Linked DNA regions of Homo sapiens: region 2 is linked to region 1. The links are chromatin contacts, found by Hi-C or POLR2A ChIA-PET in ENCODE. All regions are on one chromosome and are shown on one strand. Each heading gives the region's core, a stretch centred on a gene start or an enhancer-like site at or near the end of the contact. The rest is flanking DNA. Distances are from core to core; before and after follow the strand shown.

Region 1 (5,095 bases), core at 2,306-4,805:
TGACACGAAACAGAACAAGAGCCTGTGAGAGAATAGGAGAGTGTCATGGCTGTGGTTTTTGATATGCAGCCTTCTCTCCATCAGGCTATCTTGTCCTCTGACATTTGACATCCCTAAAAATCTGACCATGTGGTTAGCATTCAGGTTTCTTTGATCTTACACCTGCTAGGAGAGTCTAGAGATCTTTAAAAAATAAACATATGAATAGCTTTAAGTAGAGGCCATGCCAAAAAAGATGCATGAGAAAAATGAAGAAAAAAAATTACACAGAACTGAGGCTGCTTTTACAGCTTTTCCAGTTTGTTTTTCATAAGAAAAGCTAGAAAGTTTGGTGTGACATGGCTGAAATAAAAATTCATTATTTGGGATATGAAGGAGAAAATTCTAAATAAGTGGAGAGGTCAGTGCAATCACTCTCCTCACTGTCCCACAGACATGTCACATACAGAACTGGTCTGTTGCACATGCTAATTATTTCTACCTGGAATATACTCTTCTCTTCAAGCCTGTAATCAATTGATGTGGTTCTCAAGTCTTCTCTTCTTCATGGCTTTTCCAACTCACAGTGATCTCTGAATTCATTGTACACCTCACCCCTATTACCCTTTCCTGTTTAGCCATATGCTTCTTGTGGTTTTTTTGTTTGTTTGTTTTGACTATTGATTTGTTATTACTTAGCTCTTGCAGGTACACATAATCTCATTTTTTCCTTACTTCAATCATAAAGTTTTTGAGATCAGGGATATTCCCCTCACATATTTCTATATTATTTAAATGAACTAGACAGAGAATCAATACCTGAAATACTTCATGACCTTAGATAACTCAGAAACTACTCTCTATGTTTGGAACAAGTGGCTGGAGCCATAAGCAAACCTGCAGATCACATCTGAACCTCACATATCTTTTGTCCACTTTTTTTCTTTTATGAATAATTTCTGAATCTTCACAATAAATATGTAACTATTAAATACATGAACAAGTAAATTGTGTCCCATCTGGCAGTCTTGTTGTGGCTCCAAAGTTATAGAATATTTTAGATACTCGAGATGAGAAAAATCGTGGAAGAACATTTATTTGGTCAGAAGTCTTAAGAGGGATGTAAGGTGACATCTCCAACCCTGTGTATCAAATATATGAGATGCTGTAACCCAGACTTCACTCAATATAACGTCTTGTCAGTCTCCCCACCTCCTTCAAGCCCCTCGCTCCTGGTTCATTCACATCTTTACCGAAAGGAGTACATTCACAACAATGCTTCCCCCCCCCCTCCGACTATGCTGCAAGGACATTTTACTCCAGCCTTACTCCTACCTAGCTTAGGGTGTTTTGTTCTTAAGCCTTAATATTACAGTTATTTGAAAATTTTAATAACAGCAACTAAGAATTTGGCTAGTTCAAAATTGAAGTAACACTAATACTGCCAAATTTACTGTGTCTTTCTTTGAAGTTTCAGAAGGCCCTTGAGCCTCTCGATCCATTTTAGAATAATCATTATGAACATACATTACACGTGCCTTAGGAAGAAAAGAAGTGCTCTGAGCTTTCTAATTATGTAGTCACTGTATACATTGGTATTTAATATTTTCGCTTACTGGGATAAGAAACATTTGGACTCCTACTATCAAACATAAAATGTTTGAAAAGATGATGGAAACATAAAAGTAATTCTTAATGTATATTGAATACTCACATTTTCTAATTACATGTATTATCTCTGTTGTCAATTCTCATTAAAAACCTAGTGAATTTGTACTATTTTTATCACCATTAAGCAGATAAGGATTGAGATATAGGAAAGAAGCAACTTCGTCAAAGTCACATTGCAAGTCAAAATTCAAACTCAGACTTTTTAATTCTGAAACTTATACTCTGAATTATGGTAGCAGGAGTGATTTCATCTGGCTCACAGAACTGATGAATTATCAGGGATTTTGTGAGCCAGTTGATGTTACATTGGATGTTACATTGTGAGCCAACTGATGTTACATTGGTTGCTTGAAATTGTCCATGGTGGGTGTGGTAGCCAGAATGATGGTCCCCATGAACAAAGTTATGCATGTTTGAATCCCTGGAACTTGTGAAGACATTACTTTGCACGGCGGAAGGAACTTTGTAGATGTGACTAAGGTTAAGGACCTTAAGATGGGAAACCTGGATTACCCAGGTAGACTCAATATAATCACATGAATCCTTGGAAGTAAAGATCCTGTCCCACCTGTGGTCAGAGAAAACAATGTGAAAACAGAAGTAGGGTCAGAGAGATGCAGCATGAGAAGGAAATTGTTATGGCAGCAATAGAAAAGTAAGGAGTTTAGTGGGAGTATTTACTCCAAAGAGATCAGCAAACGTTATATATATTTTTTTTCCTGGAGAGACAGTTGGTAAACACTTACCAGTACATCACTGTTCTTAACCATTATATTACGCCGTATCCTATTAAATAGATGAGAAAGTGCAAGCATGAAAAGGTTAATAACTTCTCCAAAGGACAAAATAGGGATTCAATTGTCTTTATAAAAGTACTTGTTGTAATTAATATATAAACATGTTTTTAATCTTTGCAATAACAAGGAAGTTTAATCAATCTAGATATTTGGTTATCTGTAGATGCAGGCAGAAAGCAACAACAAAACCCCAAAACTACCATTCTCTCATAGAGCTTAAGTTCTAATGAAGCAAAACACAAAATTACCCCTAGGCACAGAGTGTTAATTTGGGGATGGAGGTGGACACTTTCATATAAATACATGTCATTTTGGAAAAGTTCTTAGCCAAATAAGAGAGTTTGAGGTCCCTTTTTTTAGCCTCCTGGCCTTTCATTGCTCTTCTTTCTTCACATGCTACCTCTCCCCTTCTTCCATTTCTTCCCTTTTATGTACCCTTTTATGTACCCTTTTATGTAAACTGAGTCTCATCTAGAAAGGTATTGTTAAAGTTTCTGGCAAATAAGTAGAAGGTTCAAATAGAGTCTCTATTGAAGTCACTACTTTTAAAGAGTCATAGGCAGAGCTACAAAACAAACACAGGATATAGAGGGGCGGTGAGGCACTTAGAAATCGACAATATTAAGTTCCTGTACTCTGAAGGAAGGGCCATATACAGGAACTACGTTCATGGAGAGTCACAGCTCTTGCAAGAGACACAGCACCAAAGCAATGAGGAAGTGAGGAAAAAAACACCACAACACAGGATCTCACTCCTTCTGCCTTTTGATCTCCTGCTAGTGCTTTTCACTAGCCATCTCAACTAGAAGCCAGCCAAGAAGGGAACCTGGGCGGTTCAGTCTGCTGTGGTCAACACCTGGGGCATAGAGAAGGTCAGAGGAAGGATCTGGATAGGAGGCAAATACAGTGGAGAGTTGTCAGCACAAAAATAGATTAAGCTGCAAATGGACACACTGCATTATTTGCATGTTAATAAAGGGATGTACCTGTTTGTGGTTTAAATATATAACCTTCTAATAGTGAAATTTAAGGTAATGTTAAAAAGTATTTTTGGATGCTGAAGACTTCCACCTGACCCTCAGACCACTACCAGTGTGTGACAAGTTACCAACCCTACCACACGCTTCCTGTGTTACTAGAACATGCTGCTGCTTTCAGTCATTCACAAACTTCTAAGCCAGTTCCATTTGCTGATTTATCAAGTTAATGTATTTCAGGGGGAAAACTCTAGAGTTTAAGGAAATAATCAGATATAGATGAGGAAGCCCAGATATTGCAACTAGATTATCTTTTATTCTCTAATTTATTCATGTTTATTTGTGTAAAATGAAATCCCATGGGTTACAGAATGGATCTATGGAACCCTTTGGGGGAAAGGAAGTCTTTCAGCCCTGTGGACATTGTCCTTCCATGGGGAGCCTTGGGGAGGTTATCCACTGATATATTTGGAGCAAAGAAAAATGAGCTTTTGTATCATGTACACACTTAACCAGTAGATGTCATGCAAAGTCCTATGCATGTGTTTCTCTGCTTATTGTTCTCAGTGGAAGAACAGTGTATGAAATTCAGGGAAAAAATTCTCACAGGATTCTAACACCAAGAACTATCTCCTTTGTCTTTGAGAAGCAGCAAGTTTAGTAAAAATCATTTTATATTTTCATACAATTAGGAAAAGACAAGCCAAGTAATCAGATATTGCCAGGTTAGTATTTTAATCTTAAACATAAAATCCTATAATTATTCTTCATTGGATTCTTGCACTGTACTGTTTAATAATAGTGCTGTTTTAAAATGTATGGAGGACAGGATACATTTTACAGTGCCTTCCACTGACATTGATTTTGTTCCTTTGATAAATGATCTGGATTTAAAAAAAAAACTAAATTATAAAGATTTATGATTCAGTGCCCTAGACTGAGGAAATGCTGTTATTCACCACCAAATCTGCTTATTAAAGACAAAAAGAGTTGTTTCTCCACTTACACAAAAAGGATAGCTATACTCTAGTCTAACACTGCTCATACCTTACTAGAATAGTTTTTCATTTCACGCTACATTGATATGAGAATTTTGTCATATGAATTCCCACTTTGTTCTTTCTGTATAAACAAAAATCCCTGCAGATCTACTAACTCCGTTTTCATCTTTATTGTCAGCTATATCGTTTACACTCTTATCCACCATCCCATACGTTTTACTGATTTGCTATTATATTTCTTTTCTAAGTGTCTAACAATTTGTTAGACATCACTGGGCTAAGTGCTGTGTTTTATGGTACCCTATTGGCGATCTCCTAACTATTTAGAAAAAATACATTATTATAATCTAATATATGGGATTCTCTTTTAATTCAAGCTAATGCAAAACACACCATTTACACCCAGTGGATGAATAAACCAATTATGCAAAAACAAATCAACCAAGCTAAGCAGGCAGTGGTTGTTAATGGCAAATGCTTAGGATGTTCAGTGCTAATTTTTTCCTTACATGTAGCCAGAACCTCAGAGTTACAGACCGTAAGACACTTCACTGCCCTTTGTTCAGTTTCCTCACCACAAAAACGAGAGGTTTGTTTTAGGTCAGGAGTTTTCAAATGAAGATGAACTTCAAAATCCACTGGACACCTTAAAAACACAGATTTTCAGTGC
Region 2 (4,743 bases), core at 218-2,717, 120 kb before region 1:
TACAATTTCTTAGTCATTATAGTAGCTCTGTGAAACTATTATATAACCAGCTTAAAAACATACTGTTTTGGTATATATTGTGCAAAAAAGATTCTAAGCTTGACAACAACAAAGAATAGACTCAGTAACTATTTAGAAATACAGCAATTTGCTTTGTTTCAAGCATAGCTGTTACCAATTACTTCATTCTAGCAGTCATGATAGAGCAATACCATCTGAAGGACCTTGGCATTAACTTTGTTGTGAAATATCAGATAGTCTTTGCATGCTGCAACAGGTTGAGTATTTATTTACCTGTAGCATTAATTTGATCTCCAAACAAAATTATATGATATGGGCAGATTACATAGCAATAGAAATGTGTTTATTTAAGTCCAACTAACATAGTTAGCTAGCTAGCTGTGCCATGTAGGCTAACCTACACAAACATGACGTAAGATACATACTTTAATTTCAGCTGCCTGAGAAATGAAACTTTTCTTCTCAGTGCCTAGAAGAGTAGGCACACAAATGTGAAAGCACATAGTAGATGCTTAGCAAACATCTGGTAAATAAACATGCTTTTATGTTATCTTGATAAGCTTAGTGTCTAAAGTGGGAGTTATTAGCATTCACCAAAATGGATGAATTTTATTTCTCCATAAGACATGGAATTTATGATAGAATGTGTGTATAACTCTATATGTATACTTAGATGCCACTGATATTTGTTATATTTCTGGTGTTTTGTTTAGCTGTTTATGGTGGTTGCTCTTGTTTTCTTCAAAAATATTGAAATAGAATTGTCTACTTGTGAGAAGTCCTTTCAGCCTGATCTTATGAAGTGCTATAAGCTATATTTTACCTCAGTATTGAGGCTCTCCAAAAAATGTATCTTTCAAAACCTCAAAGGAAACTGTATCTTGTGTAGTTAATGCAATCAGCCACAGCATAAAAGACTTTTCTGAAGACTTGTAAGGGATCCAAACTTCCAATCTCAAGATTCGGCTGAAAGGGGCTAGAAGTAATTATCTGATAATATATACTACTATGTTTTCTCCTTTTTGTATCCAAGAAAGTCATTTGAGAGTAAACATAGGGGAAAAGTTGCATTAGCAAGTAATATACAGCAGAGGTAAAAATCCCAGGAACACCTAGAGAAGGAGCAGGCAGGAGTAAAACTGTTTCTTTCATGGCTTACACATTGTAGGCCAGAAAAAAAAAAAAAAAAACAAAAAAAAAAACACTGTACATTTTCATTCAAACTCACATCCACAAAGTCTTCTCTGGATCAACCAAATTAAACTAAATCCACCAGCATGAGAAATTCAAGGACTGAGCAGAAGAATGTCTCGTCATTAATAATAAATTGGTATATAACCCAGAAGACCCTTCTTTCTTTCTTTTAAGTTCAAGATATGGCTGCTTCCGAATTCTTGTCCCCATGGAAACAAGATGTGCTTGGTATAACAAGATGACAGAGGGAAACAGCTTCACAGCTGTGGCTACATCACTGGGGCTGGTTTCACTGTGAAGTTCTTCTGACTGCTACACTATTGGTTCATCTGTGATTCCCCCGTTCTTTCCACAAATCGAGGTCTATGCAACAGTTTGAAGTTGCATTTGAGGATGTCTCAAGTTTTTGATATTTGACATCTGTTGGTTGTGTTTCTCTCTATTGCTTTCTTGTCTATTTCATGCATTCTTTAAAAATCTTGTTTAATACATTGCTAATTTGCTCTTTTGAATGTACATTTTTAGTTTTCTTTGATCTTTATCAAACGCAAGTTTAGTCACTCCAGCTAGATGTTTAAGATCCACAGAGAGAAAAACTATTTAAGCCACCTCCAAGATTAGAACAATGCTTAGTATACAATAAACACAATCTATATTGGCTGATGGACAAATGACTCACTTTAGGGCTCTTATTCTCTGTAATATGTAGTTATACAGGTCAGCAGTCCTCATTTTTAGCCAGCAGAGATTTGGTAATACATTTGGTTCCCTACAGTGGATGACTGTTGATGATCTTGACTTGCTGTTTGCGCTATTCATGGCTCACAGGTGATGTTAATTAAAGTCGTCCCTAAATGGGCTGTAACATCAATTACTGGCCCAAATCTCACAGCTAAACTGCAGGTTGGGCATCACCACTATCACTTGGAAACAGTTAACATTGTATGGAGGCTGACACTCTACACACATAGCTACATGGCGATGTGCAAACTTTCTCAAGAATTCACTTGTCTATTCTATTTTGCTTCTTTGTTTGTGTATCTCAGAAAAGGGCATTGCCACAGCTGCTGGATTACGTAATGGTTCAAAATAACAGTCTTCAAGGTCATTCAAACACATGGCTATCTCTTTGGACCAGAATAAGAATTCCAACTTTCATTAAAAAGTCATCATAACACCCTGATTTACTCATAAATAGTCCTCGTATGAATTACCTCTTCTCAAAAAGCATACTGAAGATATTTTCTTGCGTTTGTTGTTGTTGTTTGTTTAATTTATGGCATGTCCCATGCTATCTTTGAAGTACTCCACTTTCTGGGTCCTTAAGAATGTTGAGATTATTCTCCAGGTATTAAGTTTAGATCTTATTGCTGAAATGAGACCAAGTGAAGTACAGTAAAATATTTGAAAGTCTGTTTTTTAAAAAAAAATCTAGAGTTTTTTAATAAGACTATTTTGAATATGTTAACAATCCATATCTTAAAATCTTACAGCTTATTTCATAAAATACAATCCAAGGGCTCCTTGTACTTCCAGATATTGAATTAGTAATCATCAGTTTTTTAGAAATTACTCCTTTTTACTATTCTAAGCTATCTTTAACATTTTGAAAATTTAATGAATGAAATTGTGATTTTTAAAAGAACCCAAACAGAGGCACCAGTTTCTCTCATGAGTGAATATATTATTACTCTTGTACATTTGAAATAAGAGAAGTCCTCTAGTACTGAACATTCTGGCATATATTTCCTAGTACCATCGGTCCTTCTTAGGACATAATTGAGACACTGAGGAATTAAGTCCCTCAAGACACAAGGAAGCCACTTCCCACCAGAGGTTCTGACTTTATTGTACTATCCTGTATAATCACATGAATTCATATGGCACCATTACTGAAGTATAATGAGATCATTAACTCCTAAGCACCCAGTTTATTCTAGACTTTCAAAAATACAGACTGATTTAAGATTAAGAAGCAATTGCAACTATGTATTTGCAACAAAAGCAGTTATGAGAAGAGAGATGGGGAAAACAAATTGTATTATACTATTTAAGCTCGAATTTCCTTACTCTCACCCCCACCTGGACAAAATGGCTCTTATAACATCCACTGTCTATTAAAGTTTTTGCTTTTAAAACAAAATTAATATTCCTAAGAAACACAAATATAAAAGGTGATGTCTTTTTTTTTCCATTTCAAATATGGATCTGATTTTAAGACCTTATTTTCAAATGGCTCTCTCAGTGCTTTTGTAGGTAAGAGCCAAGAATTAAGAACAACCCTCATCTTGTGTGTTAGATAATACCACAGAGAGTTTCTCTATCCTCAGCTTTAACTCCTGTCTACTGACTAGACCTATTTAAGTTACCTAACCTGTTTAATGAGCTCCAAAAATAAATGTATATTATAGAGAAAACCAAAGGACACCCACTATTTACAGAGAAATGACACGGAGAGGGCATTTCTTCAATATGTGACCTAAATAACCCAAATCAGATTTAATTCAATATGGGAATCTGGGATTACATCGGAGCTGTTATCTGGGTCTGCCAGTAACTGCAATAACATCTTTAAACAGTAGCACAATCTTGGATAGACTCTGTCTAACAAAAATGACTTCTCCACTAGGATAGAAATTAATTCACCATTGCTCTCATTTTTATCACAAGGAGGTAAAATAAATTTTTAAAAATCAAATGCAGCTTCCTTGGAATGTTACAGCTAATTCTGAATTAAGAAATGAACTAGTTAGTAGTTATGTATTTCTGACAATGCTGAAAACAACATGCTTCTAATGATATCATTTCACATACAGACCTAACACATAGGCTGAGATGCACCTGGAAAGGCATCCCATAGAAGCTTCAGATTTTATTATTACAGGTTCATTCTTTAAAAATTCAAATAGGGCCTGGCACGGTGGCTCTTGGCATTTTGGGATGCCGAGGTGGGTGGATAATTTGAGTCCAGGAGTTTGAGACTGGCCTGGCCAACATGGCGAAACCCCCTTTTTACTAAAATTACAAAATTAGCCATGGGTGGTGTTGTGTCCCTGTAGTCCCAGCTACTCTGGTGGCTGAGGCATGAGAATCGCTTGAACCCCAGAAGAAGAGGTTGCAGTGAGCCAAGATTGTGCCACTGCACTCCAACCTGGGTGACACAGCGAGACTGTGTCAAAAAAAAAAATCAAATAATGCTGCTGAGGAGAATCAACACCTGCCAAGACTCTAATGCAAGTGGGTTTATTTGGGTGATTTTTGACAGATGACACAAGGCAGCAAGAGATAAAGGGTAACTTGGAAGATACGCTGAAAGGGGTAGATGGATGGGAAACATGGCCAGAAAGGAGATGTCGGTGATAATTTCATAATAAACATGCTAGCCTAGGGCCGGCCATGGCTGTTCCTCCCACCTATTGCCACTTGCTGAGGTTCTAGAATGTCCCTGAACCTGGTGATAAGAACAGTGATGAGGGGAAGTAAAGTAAAAAAGAAGATTGATAACATTTTCTCTTCTGATATTGGACA

The links. Hi-C counts contacts between places; a loop is a spot of excess contacts on that map. ChIA-PET counts read pairs that join two places held with the same protein, here RNA polymerase II (POLR2A). Pooled maps may share reads with other maps.
Region 2: a loop to region 1 is called in a pooled map, with 2.2 times the contacts of the local background. The contact joins two enhancer-like sites. A Hi-C loop is called at or near these places in 4 of 168 maps with a recorded cell type or tissue (CD4-positive, alpha-beta T cell, CD4-positive, alpha-beta memory T cell, CD8-positive, alpha-beta T cell and 1 more), 20 of 37 single-sample maps with no recorded cell type and 18 of 50 pooled maps. POLR2A ChIA-PET finds 5 or more read pairs at or near these places in 4 of 52 experiments (CD4-positive, alpha-beta T cell, CD4-positive, alpha-beta memory T cell, activated CD4-positive, alpha-beta memory T cell and 1 more).

The regions. Positions count from the first base shown.
Region 1 is chr4:36,382,941-36,388,035 of GRCh38, forward strand. No RefSeq gene overlaps it. Among named protein-coding and RNA genes, the nearest start is that of MIR1255B1, 41 kb to the right of the region's middle. RefSeq lists an enhancer at 3,125-3,324. Within about 2 kb of position 3,556, at least 6 of the 41 ENCODE cell types and tissues checked have a DNase peak (open chromatin) inside an H3K27ac peak, as active enhancers do; they include CD8-positive, alpha-beta T cell, where a contact is called at or near this core.
Region 2 is chr4:36,267,809-36,272,551 of GRCh38, forward strand. The region is part of intron 3 of LOC439933 (a long non-coding RNA gene); the gene reads left to right. Among named protein-coding and RNA genes, the nearest start is that of DTHD1, 11 kb to the right of the region's middle. Within about 2 kb of position 1,468, at least 3 of the 41 ENCODE cell types and tissues checked have a DNase peak (open chromatin) inside an H3K27ac peak, as active enhancers do; they include CD8-positive, alpha-beta T cell, where a contact is called at or near this core.